Linked DNA regions of Homo sapiens: region 1 is linked to region 2. A link is an interaction called in ENCODE POLR2A ChIA-PET data of the cell type or tissue named here. Cell type or tissue: endothelial cell of umbilical vein. All regions are shown on one strand. Links, peaks and the distances in the headings refer to the core of each region. The heading gives the core; the rest is flanking DNA.

Region 1 (4,269 bases), core at 1-2,500, 81 kb before region 2:
CTGCAAGTTATTTGGCAGCAAAGATTTAAGTTCACAGATTCGTGGAATTAATCCTACACACTGAAAGGAAAAGTTGACTGCTCTTCAGAAAAAGTTCTTATCCCTCTTCTAAAATAAAGGAAAAATGAAAGAAAGGTAAGTTGAGACCCAGGATCATTCAAGGATCGTATCTGTCCCTAGTCTGGCCAATTACAAACTAGTATTTGAACTTGTTTTAAATCTTAGGTGAAAATACAGTTAAGAATTCCAAGACCCAAATCCAAAAAAGTCTGCTTTTACAGTGAACGATATTCTTAGGAGCTTCTCACATCCACTTTAAATTCAACAAAAGCAGCCGGGCACGGTGGCTCACGCCTGTAATCCCAGCACTTTGGGAGGCTGAGGCGGGCGGATCACGAGGTCAGGAGATCAAGACCGTCCTGGCTAACACGGTGAAACCCCGTCTCTACTAAAAATACAAAAAATTAGCCGGGCGTGGTTGCAGGCGCCTGTAGTCCCAGCTACTCTGGAGGCTGAGGCAGGAGACTAGCCTGAACCCAGGAGACGGAGCTTGCAGTGAGCCAAGATCGCGCCACTGCACTCCAGCCTGGGCGACAGAGCGAGACTCCATCTCAAAAAAAAAATTCAACAAAAGCTACTTACAAAAGAACTCTAACAGATAAGCCAACCCTTCCCACCCTATGGTGCCTATTTTCTTCTGGCTCAGAGGAAGGAAAATAGGCTGACACCAATTTGCTACATAAAGACCCTTTCATCTAAGAATTTCAAAATGCCTTAGAAAACTATATTCTCCCAACCTGCTTATAAAGTATTACTAATACCATTTACAGGGATTTCTCAGGAGATAACAGCCCACACAACTTGCTCAGAGCAACAGAGCATATCGAGGCAAACATTAAGTTGTGATTTACAGTGCTGAATGCATTCTATGCTAGATCTCCAAGAACTTTATTAACATGTAACTTAGATCATCCTAAGAAAGGCAGACTTGCATTATGTTCCACCTTTAAAAATCTGCCTTTAGGCCAGGTGCGGTGGCTGACACCTGTAATCCCAGCACTTTGGGAGGCCGAGGTGGGTGGCTCACCTGAGGTCAGGAGTTTGAGACCAGCCTGATCAATATGGAGAAACCACGTCTCTACTAAAAATAGAAAATTAGCTGGGCGTGGTGGCACATGCCTGTAATCCCTGCTACTTCAACCTGGGAGGCAGAGGTTGCGGGTGAGACAAGATTGCACCATTGCACTCCAGCCTGGGCAACAAGAGCGAAACCCCGCCTCAAAAACAAAACAAAACAAAACAAATCTGCCTTTAGACATTGCTACAAAGTAAAACAATCTCAAGTTCAATAACTCTCCCCAATCATATAAAGAATGGGATTTCCATGCCGGTTAATCTTTAAGTCATTAAACAGTGATTTCCTAACCTAAGGTCCAAGTGCTACTAATAATTATTTAAATGAAGCTTAAAAAGAAGAAACTGCACTACTGATAAATTTGTCTGTGACCAGGAATAGAAAGCAAGAAGCGCACTGGTACTTCAAAGAAACCAGTGGCGTCTACCTTATTCCCGCAGTATAGACTAGTTCAGGCAACCATGAGACTGAGTTGCCTCAGAGATAATTTAGCTCCCCTCTTTCCCCTTTTTCCTCTTTCTTCGCTCAAGAGTTGCTACCCAGGGTTCAATACAGACCTCCATTTCCTTTCCTCTTTTCTTCACCCTTTTCTCCTATATTTTCAGTTCCTTTTCTAGGAGTTTAGGTTAATTCCAAGCATTCTTGAGCTCTTTCCCACAACCCATACTGCTCAACACAAACGTGATAGGGTGGATGACAAAGGTCACATGTCTCCCTGTAACCAAATAAAGGAAGAAGTCACGAGTCCACTATTTTTCTCCAGTGAGGTTTTGCTGTTAACACTTACCTATAACAAATGGATTTTTAAGAGACTTTTTGGAGCCAAAGCCAGGAATCAGTCAGGTTTGAGTCCCACACTCTAACATATACACTTATCCTAATAGCTACCTCCCTAAACTTTTCTGTTCCTTCTTTCATAGCAGCTTTTCTCCCTTCATACCACCATGGCTTCTGTTTAATATTGAGTTGTGAAGAAATGTGGTAAAATTCCTAGTTTGATTTGCCAGAATTAGCAGGACATTAGGTATAGTTTCTCTTTCATCTTAACTTTTTTTTTTTTTTTTTTGAGACGGAGTCTTGTTCTTGTCACCCAGGCTGGAGTGCAATGGCACGATCTCGGCTCACTGCAACCTACACCCCCCGGACTCAAGTGATTCTCCTGCCTCAGCCTCCCGAGTAGCTGGGATTACAGGCACGAGTCACCACGCCTGGCTAATTTTTGTATTCTTAGTAGAGACAGGGTTTCAGCATGTTGACCAGGCTGGTCTCGAACTCCTGACCTCGTGATCCGCCCGCCTCAGCCTCCCAAAATGCTGGGATTACATGCGTGAGCCACTGTGCCTGGCAGTTTCTCTTTCATCGTAATTTTCTTTAAAGTTATGTTTGTGTGTATATATTTTGTGTTTTGTTATTATTAAAGGTGAACTTTGCTATGATAAGACAGATATCTGTATTTTTTTTTTTAATGAAAATTAGTTTCTGAAAAGACCACAGACTGTGGGAGGGGACGATCTGGGTTCCAATCTTGACCTATTACCTATTAGTATTATCTTAGCCAGCTTGCTTAACCTCTCAGCCTCCAGTGTCTTTATTTATAAGACGGGAATACTACTGCAGTTGACCCTTGAAGGAAACAGCTTTGAATTGCACAGATCCACTTATACCAAAAGCAATAAAAAATACAGGTCTGCCTGCTCCTTAAAGAGGAAAAAGCTTGTGAGAAATAAAGAAATAAATACTGTATTTGTGAGATGTGATGTTTCACATCCGGTGAATACAGAGAGCTGACTTTCCATATATGCTGGTTCCACAGGGTGGACTTTGGGACTTGAGTATGTATGAATTTGGGTATACACAAGGGTCCTGGAACCAATCCCCTGAAGATACCGAGGGACAACTGTATTTATACCATATAATTACTACAGTGAATGAAAATTATGTAATATATCTGACAGTGTTTTCAACTACTGAGTAGGTACTTAATAAATCAAACAATCCCAAAGATAGCAAATGTAAAAAAAAAAACTGTATACAAACCAGTAGTTTCACTTCTGAATGTTGCTTTAGGAACAGAAAAAAATTTAATTTTTTTTATTTTTTATTTTTATTTTAGATAGAGTCTCGCTTGGTTGCCCAAGCTAGAGTGCAATGGTGTGATCTCAGCTCACTACAACCTCCGCCTCCCGGGTTCAAGTGATTCTCCTGACTCAGCCTCCCGAGTAGCTGGGATTACACGTGTGTGCCACCGCGCCCAGCTAAGTTTTGTATTTTTAGTAGAGATGGGGTTTCTCCATGTTGGCCAGGCTAGTCTCAAACTCCTCATCTCGTGATCCACCTGCCTCAGCCTCCCAAAGTGCTGGGATTACAGGTGTGAGCCACTGCGCCCGGCCCCAGAAAAATATTTTTAAAGGTTAAATCAGTAAGGAGGAACACAGGAATATATTCCACTATAACAAATACCAGTGAAAAGAAATTTGCCATATAACAAAATTTTAAAAACCTACGAAGGCTTCAACTATTCAAAGTGTGTACAGTAACACTTTGAAGGGTAATTCTCTGTACCAGATATTCTGAAGCAGATCCACAAATAGTCTGAGTTTATATGCAAAATTATTTATGTGCATTTTTCTCAGGAATAGCTCCTTAGATTTCAGCAGATTCTTAAGTCTAGTATCTAAAAGAGGCTTTGAATAACTGCTTTATTCAAATAAGATGGCATTATTATTGGAGAAGTAAAAGAGTCTCACTAAATAATCTGGACTCACTCATTTGAAATACTTTGGAGTAGATAAAATCTCCACCCTTGCTCTGTGGTCAAATCATATACTTAATGACACTTTAAAAACCCAGTGCTGGCTGACTTGCCAAGCCTCAAGAATATAAATAAGGGCGTGAGATGAAAAGAACAACCTTTCAGGTTACGAGAGCCTCCACAACACCTCAAAAGGCAGCAATGACTAGGAGTGTTATTTTGATAGACAGGGAGGGTAAGAAGGACTGGGTATGTGGCTACTAAAGGATGCAGCATTCTAGGAACTCCACTCAGGGATCAAATGAAAAATATCTGCATTATTAGTTTCCACTTACTTTCTTCGAAAATTGTAACAGAAGTCTATCAGATGTCTCACTCTGCC
Region 2 (2,500 bases), core at 1-2,500:
ATTCCTTCTTTTGAGTTCTTTCAAGGATTTAATCCAACTGTAAATCTAAAATACCGCCTCCCCCCCACCGTTTTTTTTTTTTTGGAGACGGAGTTTCGTTCTCATCACCCAGGCTGGAGTGCAATGGCACGACCTCAGCTCACTGCAACCTCTGCCTCCTGGATTAAAGCAATTCTCCTGCCTCAGCCTCCTGAGTAGCTGGGATTACAGGTGTGTGCTACCACGCCCAGCTAATTTTGTATTTTTTTAGTAGAGATGGGGTTTCACCATGTTGGCCAGACTGGTCTCGAACTCCTGACCTCAGATGATCCACCCGCCTTGGCCTCCCAAAGTGCTGGGATTACAGGCATGATCTACCGCACCTGGCCTAAAATACACTTTTTAAAAAAGCTAATTTAAAAGCTTTAAATACTCAGTACACATTAATACAAAGAGTAAACATTCAAATGTGAAAATCCAAATAATGAGTAATGACTTTAAATTACCTGGTTAAAATCAACAAAAAGCAAGATTACTCTACAATTATCTAGCGCATCGTGTAATACTAACTTCTGATTGCAGATTGCATGACTGCATGTCAGTCACGATCTTTGGTTCCATTCCAAAGCTTTCAATTTCCTCTTGGGGCATCTGACTCACCCTTATCAGCCTCAGTGATCTGCAGTAGCAACCTCCACCCCAGCCTCAGCCCCATTGCTAAGGATAGGCACCTCTGCCCAGAAATAGGTGATTTGACGCTGGCCTAAACACCTCACTGCAGTGTTCTCAGGCCTTGGTTCAAATAGAATCACTTGAGACACCAAAAATGAAGCTTCCTTCACTCTGAGGCTGATTTAGTAGGTCTGAAATGGAGAACAGGAAAATGAGTTTTTAATCTACACATTCCCAGCATGTAATTAATTCTCTTGCAGGTGGTCTTAGGACCGCACTTTGAAAAAATACTGTCTCCTCTCCTTACTAGAAGAAGCTGGTCAATGTTAATAGCATTGGCTTTTGGAACATTCCTCACTTATTAAAAAAAAAAAAATTGCCTTTTGCCATATGAGTCATATAAACACATTTACTGATTTGTAGGGCAGTATGCCAAGGACTGTAGGAGATAAGATAGTGAACAAAACACATTCCTGATCCTCAAAAATCCAGCAGGAAAAATGTTTGCAAGCTCATTAAAATAGAATGGAATGTGTGTTACAGAAGAAATACTAAATGCTAAGTGCCAAGATGTTAACTCCCTCTGCCATTCTCCTGAAGTGGTGTGTACCCATCTACTTTTATGATTACACATCATGACACTGCATTTTCTACGCCATTCTTCTCCACGAGACTCTATGTTCAAGGACTGAGATCATGCCTTGTTTATCCCTGAGTTCCCAGTGCCTGATAAATAATAGATGCTCGGTTGAAGAGTCATTCAAGCAAAACCTTCTGCATCATTAAGAAATTAGTTTCTTGAAACTTAACCACATAATTTTAATTTGAGAAGGAACTTAGAGATCATATGGTACTTAAGGAAGGTGGCTTCTAGAGTGTTTGTAGGTGACACACAAAAGAACATTTTTAATGTCAATAGTTATGTATAATATGGGCCTGGTGCAGTATACTTTGGGAGGCTGAGGCAGGAGGATCACTTGAGGCCAGGTGTTCGAGATCAGATGGGGCTGTTGCTTAGTGAGACCTATCTCTACAAAAAATTTAAAATTGAGGCTAGGCATGGTGGTGTGTCCCTGTAATCCTAGCTACTCAGGAAGCTGAGGCAGGAGGATTACTTGAGCCCAGCAGTTCAGTTTCAGTGAGCTATGATTCATGCCACTGCACTCTAATCTAGGCAACAGAGTGAGACCCATCTCTAGAAAAATAATAATCATCATTATGTATATATGTATGTGTATAGAAAAATATCTAGGCTGGGTACAGTGGCTCACACCTGTAATCCCAGCACTCTGGGAGGCCAAGGTGGGAAGATCACTTGAGCCCAGAAGTTTGAGACCAGCCTGGGCAACATGGCAAGACCTCATCTCTACAAAATGTAAAAAAATTAGCTGGGCTTGGTGGCACACTTTACCACACAGGAGGCTGAGGTGGGAGGATTGTTTAAGACCAGGCGGTTGAGGCTGCAATGAGCTATGATTGGGCCACTGCACTCCAGCCTGGGCAACAGAGCAAGACCCTATTTCAAAAAAAAAAAGAAAGAAAAGAAAAAGAAAAATACCTAGTATAAAGCCGTGCTTTAATAGATTAATGCTTAAAATATGCCTAAATTTAAGTTTCAAAAAGTAAATGTAAATAGGTGAAATTCTTCTATGCTGTTAGAAATCAGAGTAGTGTTTGCCCTTGGTATGGGGGTAAGAGACATTAGAGGGGCTCCTGGGGTACTGGAAACGTTTATTTCCTCAGCTGAGTGTGGGCTGCATGCATATACTTCGTTTGTAAAAATTTAGCAAGTTGTATTATAACGAGTGAGCTTTTCTGTATTATAAAATAGTTCAGGCCGGGCGTGGTG

The links. Peaks named below come from ENCODE experiments on the same cell type or tissue, not always from the same donor. Only the 100,000 strongest peaks of a DNase experiment are listed, where the experiment ranks them.
Region 1: POLR2A ChIA-PET joins it to region 2 with 38 read pairs; 26 of 35 experiments call an interaction of 5 or more read pairs at or near these places.

What each region holds. Positions count from the first base shown.
Region 1 is chr12:104,297,700-104,301,968 of GRCh38, reverse strand. All of the region lies in intron 4 of TXNRD1 (thioredoxin reductase 1), which reads right to left. Among named protein-coding and RNA genes, the nearest start is that of EID3, 3.9 kb to the left of the region's middle. RefSeq lists enhancers at 94-263, 802-971. In endothelial cell of umbilical vein, for the core only: no CTCF peak of the experiment used is centred there; no DNase peak of the experiment used is centred there; H3K27ac peaks cover 615 bases.
Region 2 is chr12:104,218,310-104,220,809 of GRCh38, reverse strand. The region is part of intron 1 of TXNRD1 (thioredoxin reductase 1); the gene reads right to left. Among named protein-coding and RNA genes, the nearest start is that of TXNRD1, 3.8 kb to the right of the region's middle. RefSeq lists a cis regulatory region at 1,287-1,297 and an enhancer at 1,220-1,364. In endothelial cell of umbilical vein, for the core only: no CTCF peak of the experiment used is centred there; DNase peaks (open chromatin) are centred at 679, 1,279 and 1,779; H3K27ac peaks cover 2,500 bases.